Linked DNA regions of Mus musculus: regions 1, 2 and 3 are each linked to region 4. The links are chromatin loops, found by intact Hi-C in ENCODE. Cell type or tissue: left cerebral cortex. All regions are shown on one strand. Region 1 overlaps Washc5 (WASH complex subunit 5). Region 2 overlaps Washc5 (WASH complex subunit 5). Region 3 overlaps Washc5 (WASH complex subunit 5). Region 4 overlaps Fam91a1 (family with sequence similarity 91, member A1).

What was found. A loop is a pair of places that touch in the nucleus more often than their neighbours do. Peaks named below come from ENCODE experiments on the same cell type or tissue, not always from the same donor. Only the 100,000 strongest peaks of a DNase experiment are listed, where the experiment ranks them.
Region 1: a loop joins it to region 4, with 6 times the contacts of the local background. A loop is called at or near these places in 6 of 42 quality-filtered maps.
Region 2: it touches region 4 in a loop (8-fold over the local background); 2 of 42 quality-filtered maps call a loop at or near these places.
Region 3: it touches region 4 in a loop (7-fold over the local background); 7 of 42 quality-filtered maps call a loop at or near these places.

What each region holds. Positions count from the first base shown.
Region 1 is chr15:59,334,057-59,336,556 of GRCm38, forward strand. Washc5 (WASH complex subunit 5) reads right to left here. Exons shown (of 29, transcript NM_153548.3): 27 at 1,032-1,185. Among named protein-coding and RNA genes, the nearest start is that of Sqle, 20 kb to the left of the region's middle. In left cerebral cortex, no CTCF peak of the experiment used is centred here; no DNase peak of the experiment used is centred here.
Region 2 is chr15:59,353,902-59,356,401 of GRCm38, forward strand. It overlaps Washc5 (WASH complex subunit 5), which reads right to left. Exons shown (of 29, transcript NM_153548.3): 10 at 1,933-2,060. Among named protein-coding and RNA genes, the nearest start is that of Washc5, 19 kb to the right of the region's middle. In left cerebral cortex, no CTCF peak of the experiment used is centred here; no DNase peak of the experiment used is centred here.
Region 3 is chr15:59,343,796-59,346,295 of GRCm38, forward strand. Washc5 (WASH complex subunit 5) reads right to left here. Exons shown (of 29, transcript NM_153548.3): 18 at 2,419-2,500; 19 at 1,543-1,722; 20 at 230-354. Among named protein-coding and RNA genes, the nearest start is that of Washc5, 29 kb to the right of the region's middle. In left cerebral cortex, no CTCF peak of the experiment used is centred here; no DNase peak of the experiment used is centred here.
Region 4 is chr15:58,428,219-58,430,718 of GRCm38, forward strand. Fam91a1 (family with sequence similarity 91, member A1) reads left to right here. Exons shown (of 24, transcript NM_145959.3): 9 at 1,774-1,880; 10 at 1,961-1,999; 11 at 2,444-2,500. Among named protein-coding and RNA genes, the nearest start is that of Fam91a1, 14 kb to the left of the region's middle. In left cerebral cortex, no CTCF peak of the experiment used is centred here; DNase peaks (open chromatin) are centred at 1,072 and 1,617.

The DNA.
Region 1 (2,500 bases), 910 kb after region 4:
AAAGCAAAGCCAATCGTAACCTCGCCTCTGGCTTATAACTTGGTCTTGCTGTCTGTCTAGAGTCTGGACAGACAGGTCTACACTCTAGAGTCATCTATCTCCCTTTGATGTCCTTCAGACTCCATGAGACAATCAATGCCTGTCAACGCCCACACATCCCCATCCTCTCGGCCTTCAGCTACATTTGTTTGCACACCCATTTGAAGTAAATGAGTAGCTGGGACTGGTGTAGCAGACCTGCAATCCCATCTACTCTGAAGGCAGATGCAGGAAAATTTCAAATACAATGTCCACCTGGGCTACAGACTAAATTCAGGGCCGGGCTGGGAAACAGTGAGACAATGTCTTGAGAAGCCAAAGGAGGGCTCAGCTTCAGAGCTCTTAGCTGATGCATACAAGGTCATAGCATAGCAGAATGATCTGCTATGTGGGCAAAAATAACCAAATGGCAATCCGCTAACTTCATGTTCAGCTAGGCTGACCCTTTCAGGCAGCACGGAGTGGAGCTGACACAGTGTCCTAGGGCCATGACTTTTGTTTGTTTTGTTCTATCCTAGAAACCCCACAAGTGAACAGAAGGGAGCATAGATAGCGCTTGCAGAAACTGAAGGTTTACGTTTTGTTCTCTAACAGCACCTTGCGATTCCTGTTTTGTTATACACCATTAACAAAGACTTGCCTGGCCATGAAACTGAGGTATCACTTCCTTCCATGTCTTAGAGGCAGAGGAGCAGGAATGAAGAGAGATGGAACCAGCATGGCAGAGGCACAGGTCTGCTTGCCTTCTCACCATGTCTCCTATCTCCACCAAGACCCAGGCTTACACAGCCCCGGCCAGAAGAACGACAGGGCATTTCCTGGCGGGGAGCACAGGAGGAGCACCTGGTGCTCGCTCCTTGTCCTGACTTGTTTGGAGACCTCAAGCATCATCGCCAGTCCTGTCAGGACAGTGATGAGAGGCATTTGTCCTGACAGGTCGCAGTCCCTCTTTGTGGCATTAAGTTCCACTATTTCTGACTGGCCCTCTGTACCTTGTGCACTGCTCCATTGTGGAGCGAATAAACTGGCCAATCAGTGCCAGGAATTGCTCGGTGTACCGGGAGTGGAACTGCTTCAGCAGCGTGAGCAGACCTAGGACGAGCGGTGGCCAGTCAACAGGGTCGGCAGGCTTCCGGCAGACCATGCCTGTGAGGGAACAAGTTACAATACCCAGTGAATTACTTGCTTTTGACAGTGTCCACTAAATATCAGCCCTCATCAATATCATCACTGCTGGCAGGAGACTATTTTAAGGAAACAGTAGTTCTGGGCTACCTCTAAATCTAGCTGTGGGGTTGGTAGGACATTCTAACAGTCTAAAGACTTAGTTTTTATCATTACTGTTGATTTTGTTTTGCACTATTCATACCTCTATGGTAGAGATTTAAGATGTACATTAATGTGAATAAGAAAACAGAAATCACCTCCAATTGACATCAGTTAATGGCAGCATGGTATTCTAGATACCCAGAAGCATCTTACTCAGTAAACTCAGCTAAAATCTGGGTGAAATGCTTTAAACTTGTGTGTAACAACAGTTCTGAGTGTTGGTGAGGACAGAATCTGCTGAGGTCAACTGAGTGGAAGAAGGGTGGCACAGATGTGCCCCAACACCACGCTTTGGTTGCCCACTTGGAACTTGTGTAAAATCTTGCCTGCGTGGCTATGCTGAGGAGGGGGTGGAGTTTAGGGTGGGGAAAGGGAAGAGGATGAACCTGCCCCCACTTTACACTGGAGGCGAGAAATAACGTGGATGGTTCATAAACCTTAAAGTAAAAGTTGAAACTACAGCGTTTCTAAAAATGACCTGGGAAACCAAAGTCTTCGAGAAAACATTTAATAGTCAAAGGGTCTGAGTGAGGCTCATTTCTAATCCGAAGACTCAGTGTCCCACCTCTAGTCGGTCCCACCAATATGAACAGGTGGACAGAGTGCCTGTGAGCACTTGGTGGGAAGAGGCCAAGGTAGAATTCAGTCAACACTGTGCCTCCCTTCCCCAGCGAGTACTGCTAAAGGGCCATGCCTGGCAACAGGGGGCACTAACAGGAACTGTCAGAGGAACAAGGCCTAGAACTAGTGACTGTTTCTGAATGAGAGGAATAAAAAACAAAACAATAACAACAAGAAAACAAACCAAAAACAAAAATGTTAGGCTCTAAACAGGATTCACTTTAAAAACATTTTAGGAGAGAGGAAGAAGGATAAAGAAGTGCTTAAGGACATAGTAACAGTCTTGCTGGTAGAAATGTTCTTATAGTGCCACTTACTGAATGACTGCAGTGCTAGGTGCTTGTAAAACCAATGAAATGTTAGAGAGCATTAAAAAAAACTTGCGGACTGGCGAGATGGCTCAGACGTTAAGAGCACTGACTGCTCTTCCAGAGGTCCTGAGTTCAATTCCCAGCAACCACATGGTGGCTCACAACCACCCGTAACGAGATCTGACACCCTCTTCTGGTGT
Region 2 (2,500 bases), 930 kb after region 4:
TTCTCAGGACTGAACTCAGGTTATGAAGCTGGCACTGCAAGCCCAGGCACTGACTTGAGACGTTAACCATTCTAGGTCAGTGAGAGCATTGAAGAAGCAGGAAAAAAAGTCAGAGAGTGAGCTGCAGTGTCCGAAGTCAGACCCACTTCTGCTCAATCCCCAGCTTCCAGCACCTTTCACAATACACTGTGCTCCTTCAGTCTCTCTGCTTTTCTCCCTATGTGAACTGACAGAGGCAAGCTGCTTCCAGTCCAGTGAATTGACTGTTGCTAGAGATGCAGACTGGATTAGTCAGATAGCTCAGGCCTGACAGGTAGCCAAGATAATATATTCTCAAAGGACCAGTGTCTTTAGTGGGTTGGCTGGATGCTGCTTGTATTCTAGTGCTAATTTGCCCCCAGTTAATTGTGATTGGTAAATAAAGATGCCAACCAATAGCTGGGCAGAAGAGACATAGGTGGGGTTTAGGTTTTGTAGGCTTGGGGTTGGAGGGGACAAAGAAGAAGAAGGTGCTAGGGGGAGGGGGAAGGAAAAGCAGCTATGGGTTAAGAGTCAAGTCAACAGAGCCCCGAAGGCTGCCCAACTGCAGTTAAGAGCAGCCCAGATGGAATAACTTGGGGTTATCAATAGGAAAATAGATTCTAACAGCACAGAGGGCAGGCAGCTGCCCAGTTATTATACTGATTAAGGCGTAGTGTAAATATAAACACTGTGAATGTGAATGTGTCTTTCCTCCAGGAACTCAACGATCTAAGGTGAGGTAGAGACCTCAGGCCGGGGTTTAACATCCACTACAAGTGTTGTCTATGTGACTGGTGTCACTGAGCAAGGCTGTACTGTTGCCCCGTACTTTGTGTACTACTATGGCAGACCCTTCTCCATGCTTTTCACAAGCTCTGGCTTCTGTCCCCAGGGATGCCGATGATTTAGCTCAGTTCCTTGAGAGGACAAATCTTAGCAGACACCCCCATTTTTCACATGCCTGTAGTGTGCATGTCTGGGTGCAAGCACATTTGTATATGTATGCGGGTCAGGATGCACATGGAGGTCCAAGTTAGATGCTGGGAATCTTCCTTGATTGCTCTTGCATCTTACTCTTTGAGAAAGGGTCTGCCAACTAAATTGAGAGATGCAGGTATGGCTAGTCTTACTGACCAACTTGCTCTGGGATCCTGTCTCATGTCACAAGTTGTTAATAAACGTGGGTTGCCATGCCCACTTGGCATATAAGTGGGTTCAAGGGATCTGAATTCTAGTCCTCAATTTACTCAGTGCACTGGATAGTTTTATGTCAACTTGACACATCTGAGAGGACAGGGCTGTAGGCAAGCCTGTAGGGCATTTTCTTAGTGACTGATATGGGAGGACCTAGGTCATTATGTGTGACGCCATCCCTGGGCTGGTATTTTTCTAATCAAGCCAAACAAGCCACGAGGAGCATGCCAGAAAGCAGCACCCCTCCAGGGCCTCTGCATCAGCTCCTACTTCCAGGTTCCTGCCTTGTTTGAGTTTCTGTCCTGACTTCCTTCCATGATGAACAGTGATATGGATGTGTAGGCTAAACAAACCCTTTCCTCCCCAAGTTGCTTTGGTCATGACGCTTCCTCACAGCAGTAATAACCCTAACTCAGCAGGCCATTACCCCGAGTCATCTCCCCAGACCCGAATCCCAGTTTTCACATATTTTCAGAAGTGTGATTCTCATTAATTTCTGTACACCTCATTATATTAACCTCCACAATCTGGTATACTTACCCTGTAACTAAATAATTGTTAAATGTCTAATTCTGTCATTTTCTTTAAAGAACAGTCATTGACGGAAAAAATCTGTTGCTTGAGTCAGAGACATAACTAAATCATAATCTTTTCTGAAATATTTTCTTAGACAGAAAAACCTCCCAAAGACTAAGGCTATTCATTTACTATTTTTACCTCTTTGAGTATAAACTCGAATTGTGCAGTGTCCAATAGCAACTGGAAGAGGATCTTGGGATTGTACCTAGAGTCTGCCAGAATCTGGTCCTTGATTTGACGAAGGCGCTTGTTGTTTGGGTCACAGGCTAGAAATAGGAAGAAGAATTTCCCACTGATTAAATGTGGAGAAAACACCCACAAAATAAGATGTATTCTTAAGTATCTCCCTTCATCTCAAGTATTTAAAAAGTATTAAGCAAAATGTTTACCCACAGCAGGTTGGGAAATACCATATATCCACAGCACGGAGAATGACAACTGAACTTGTAACTACTCATGACGTGGCTAGCAGTCCCTGACTCACTGTTGAATAAAAAAGACAAAGCCAAGTACAGTGTTTTGTAGGCATCTCAGGGTCAGCTTTTCTTAACTGCCCACAGTGGCTGGGCAGGGTCTTCTGGCGCCATTTCATAGGAGACTAGTCTCCTCATGTCCCATCTGTCCATAGTGCTCCTGGTTTAAATGTCCAACTGTGCCACTCAGATGCAGAAAGACAATCTGAAACTGCTATCTACAGAGATCTGTT
Region 3 (2,500 bases), 920 kb after region 4:
CTTCATCTGTAAAGTGGTAACAGCAGCAAGGCCTGCCACCTCAGATGCCTGTAAGGAGTGAGTATGCAGACTCGGGGGACATGCTAAGAAGGGACATGGGCCAGTGCTCAGTAGATAATGGCTCTTATTAAGTGCTTGGGTGCTGGACTAAGGACAAGGGAGCACACATCAGTGACACAGGCATGGGCGTCGGGAGGACTGAAGCTCAGTCACACTCAGAAATACTTACTTTGGGTCTGTGATCCGCAAGATTTCTCTGCAGAGTCGACCAATAAATGTTATAGACTCATCCACAGGTGCAAACTTCGGGATTGGTATATGAGTGGATTGGTACATACTCTGCCAGTCTTGAATCTAGAAAACAAAATCATAAATGTCTAGTTCAATTCTGATAGTGTAATTTGTTATCTTTTCTTTACACAATCTTACAAGCAGTGCATGAAGAGGAACAATTAAGTGTTCCTTGGTTTTGAAGAGAAAACATTTTAAATGGCCACCAAAGGCCTCCCTCCTCAAATGCTACTCAGAACATGAAAAGGAAGGGATAGAGGTGTGGCTGAGTGGGTAGAGCGTGTGCCTAGCATGAACCCAGGGTTCCACTCCAGCAGCTCAGCAGCCGGGTACAGTGATGCAGGCCTGTAATCCCACCGCCAGGGAGGTGGAGATGGGAGGACAGAAAGTTCAAGATCATTCTTGGCTAAGTAGTGATTGGAAGGCTAGCTGGGCTGCAGAAAAGTGAGAAATAAGAGAGACGGAGAAACATGGTTTTTTTGTCTTGTGAGTCGAGATGGACAATGAAATCTAGAGATGTAAATTATCATAAACTTCAACAACCTCTTGAAAGTGTCACCTGCATGTGTCAGCCTTGTTAAATGCTGTGTAAAAGCAGTGGCACTTGACTTTGTTGATATTTTGTGGTTCATTAGATATAAAAAACAACTTTCATAGCTATTTTTCAAAGAAGATACACACGGCCCATAAACAGACAGTCATTAGGGAAGCAGGCATCCAAACCAGGTCCATTCCCGCCCTACAAGGCTCAGAAGTGGAGAGTGGCAAGTGCTGGCTGGGGCATGAGGGAGGTGGACGCCCATGCCCTGCTGAGGGAGGGAGGGAGGGAGGGAGGGAGGGAGGGAGGGAGGGAGGGAGGGAGGGAGGCCTGTAGTGCTGCTGTGGATGGACTGGCGGTTCCTCCACAAGCCAAAGAGCAGCACTGGGTCATGAGAGGTCTCAAGGTTCCCACTCTCAAGTCACTGTGTTCTAATGAGCATATCAGCTGCTGCTAACTAAGGCCACTTAGTGACATCTGCTTTCTCCTAACACAGAGCTCCCTGAGGCCAGGTCCATACCCACTCTCCTCTTACCGGCAAGTCTCTGAAAGGTGCTCTGCGGGACTCAACCATTTTCAGTAGCATTATTTAGATGAAAATCAGCAACAACAACAAAACTTTCTTGTTGGTATTGCTGAGATGTGGAATATGTATTTTAAATATGAGAGATAACAGATATAGTCAAAAATTAAAAAAAAAACTTGTTCAATACCTTTGTTCTTAAGAAGTTATTACACTCCTGTTCCACGTTATAATTTATAATACGAGAGACTTCCTCCTGCCAAATCTTCAGACCGTAAATGCTGACGTAGTCCTGTATATACTCAAAGGAGCGATGGAACCCATCCATGGTGGCCCCCAGCTCTTTCAGTTTGGGCATCAACTCACTTGGCTACACAGAGACAACAAGAAAACTATCAACAGGAGCAAACGGTCAACACTAACATGTCTGTTAGACCTTAACTGACACACTAAGGCACCATAGTCATGGGTTTAGACATCGTCAAAGCTTTAGAAAGGTTTCTTCCTGCAGCCAGGTTCACTGGCAGGTCGTGCTGTTAGACACTCTACCAAGAATAGACATCCCTCATTTGGGAAGGAAGCCTCATACAAAGGATATAAAGATGAACATTGATGATTTCAATAGTATCAATTTATGAACACATCTAATATTGTATACCTAACACTTAAGTTGAATTTGTTGAAGTGAAACATTCCTTACACAAAAATTTATGGTCTACTCATTTTTCTCTTTAGGAAAATTATCATACTTTCAAATAGATAACGGAAACATATATCAAAAAAAAAAAAAAAACCAGTCTTTCCAGTTTCTATCTGTGCTATGGTAAACAAGTTCTTTGGACAGTAAGTAACTCTTAGTCATAAGCATCAATTCAGTTCTTAAAACACAGGATGAACAGAGAGAATCATTTTAAAAGGGATTTTTTTTTTTAGAAAGAATCAAGAGCATGTAAGTTGTCACCATAAAGCATATATTGGCTCTGCAGGAGAGAGAAGGCACTTGCTCCAAATGGTGTCCCAGTGCACTCTGGGAGTTGAGTGACAGATCCATTCTGGGCATGTGTACCTTGGCACGAGGGTTGAATATCAGTCCCCGGTGAAGGGCGAAAGCCACGCGTTTAACCAGCTCTTTCCTTATTCCGTCTTCC
Region 4 (2,500 bases):
ACTTAAAGATTTTCATTGGAGAATTATATAATATACATACACACAAAATTCTAAATAATTTGCAGTCTGTCTGAAACATGTTTTTATATTTGAGATGAAATAATGCTTTTATTGTATTTGGCTGACCAGTATCTTTTATTTCAGAAAGTGTTTTTATTATTATGTATTTACATGTACACGTGTATGTACTACAGTATATGTACCTAGAGCTGGAGTTGCAAGAACAACCATGTTCTCAACCACTGAGCCATCTCTCCAGCCCAGTGGCCAGGGTCTTAGAAGGACAAATGCACAGCTGGCTTCTGACCCATAGCTTAAGCTGGATTTTACTAAATACTTTATGTTAATTTAATACACATTAGAAACTGATTTTATATTTCTGTAAGTTTTCTCATGTTATTATCCAGATATAAATTATATGTTGAAATGTCTAACTTCTTAGGACCTTAGTATCACCAAGGAAGGGATAATTGTAATACTGTACAACTTGTACGGCTAAAAGATGAAGTGGTGAATGCATTGTATTTGGCAGGTGTTCAGCACCTAGCAAGTATTCATTCAGGAAATGCTTGGACACAGCAGTACTGTAGCATAAGTTTTAACTTGTTAGGTAGGGAATTGCTAAAACATTTCTTTTTTCTTTTCTTTTTTTTTTAAAGATGTATATATTTATTTTATGTATGTGAATATACTGTTGCTGTCTTCAGACACACCAGAAGAGGGCATCAGATCCCATTACAGATGGTTGTGAGCCACCATGTCGTTGCTGGGAATTGAACTCAGGACCTCTGAAGTAGTAGTCAGTGCCCTTAACTGCTGAGCCATCTTTCCAGCCCTGCTAAACATTTCTAAAAAGGAACCCTTAGTTTTTATTACTGGAAAAAATGTAGTGGCCTGTGCTCTCCACTTTTCTGTGAGATTTCATTTTTTTACATTTTCCTTTGTGTATATGAGTGCATATGTTCCATGGACATGTTGTGTTTGTGTGAAAGGAAGTCATAGGGCGCCTTTCAGGAGTCTAATTCTCTCTGCCATGTGGGTGACTGAGTGTGGGTTGTTGGGCTTGCCATCCATCCAGTGCTGTTTTGCTGGCTCTTTCCCAGGATGTTTTGAAGGGATGCGTACACATGGAAGAATGTGAACAAAAGCACACGCCTTCTTTACTGTACTAGGCAGAGTTTGCTGCTAAATCAGATGAAAGCATTTGGACAAAACAGAGAGAGAGAGAGAGAGAGAGAGAGAGAGAGAGAGAGCTTGAATATGAATGGACACTCTACCACAGTGGCTGCTGTGTGCTGGTCTTGACCTTTGGCCCCTTAGTGACCTCTGCGGACTTGTTTCTTCTCAGGGTGAACTAGAGATGGGGGAGGCAGCCAACCTTCCTCCACTTGTTCCCAAGGCGTCTGTTAACTCTCTGACAGTCAGTCTTCCTTCTGCTGCACATTTTCTTGGCCTATAGGCATCAAAAGCACCGCTCTCTCAACCCTTCTGAGGCTCAGCCCCGCTCGTGTCTTTTCACTAAGGCTGAACGGTCTAGTATTCTCTTTGCCTCAGTAATTGAGAGTTCCTTGTGAACCTTCAGACAGCTCTGTGTAGGTGATGTTGTGTGGGCCTTAATTGTGGGAACTTCTGAAAGGTTGCTATGGAGTGGATGAATTGCATAGAAGCTGTATTCAATTTCTGAAAGATTTCTCTTTTTGCACAGGCATTTGAGTTACACTCTGTTGTTTTATGAAACCCAGTGCTGAGAAAAGTCCGTTTTGTTTATTTCAGTCCCCCCTCTGGAAGGCTTTGTAATGAATCGGGTACAAGGTGATTATTTTGAAACCCTACTCTATAAGATATTTGTGTCTATAGATGAACACACTAATGTTGCAGAGGTAAGTGTGGCAAAAACATTCTTGAGAGGACTTACTGATAATTCTGAGATGGAACGGTAATTTTCACTTTTGTTTTCTAGCTTGCAAATGTCCTTGAGATAGACTTATCGCTGGTGAAGGTATGTTTTTGTTTTTGTTTTTTTTTTTTTTAACCCGTTGTAATGTGAGTACTGGGTGGATTTTGCTAGTTGATTTTCATCTTGATACATTACTTACTGATTCTTATTGGCTGCTTGAGGGAGTCTGCATGGTAGAGGGATGGTTGCAGAGCGAGAAAGGGCAAGGTGGAAGCCCTTAGTCTGTTTTCCACCAGGTGGGATGAAATAGAGCACTCACATGAATGTGGGCACCGAGAAGCAGCCTGGTCAGTATCTTGTTAAAGCTGTAACTCCAGCCTCCTTAGTAGAGGATCTAGGGACCGCAGTCCTGGCTCAGACTGTTCTGTGGGCACGGTACAGGAGGAACTCTGGCACATCACCAGAGGCTTAGTTTTGGAAGGTAATTTTTTCCTTCAAATAATCTGATGTCTGTTTTAATGCTAATTTTCCTTCTGTTCCTTTCAGAATGCTGTTTCAATGTATTGCCGATTGGGCTTTGCCCATAAGAAGGGACAAGTGATA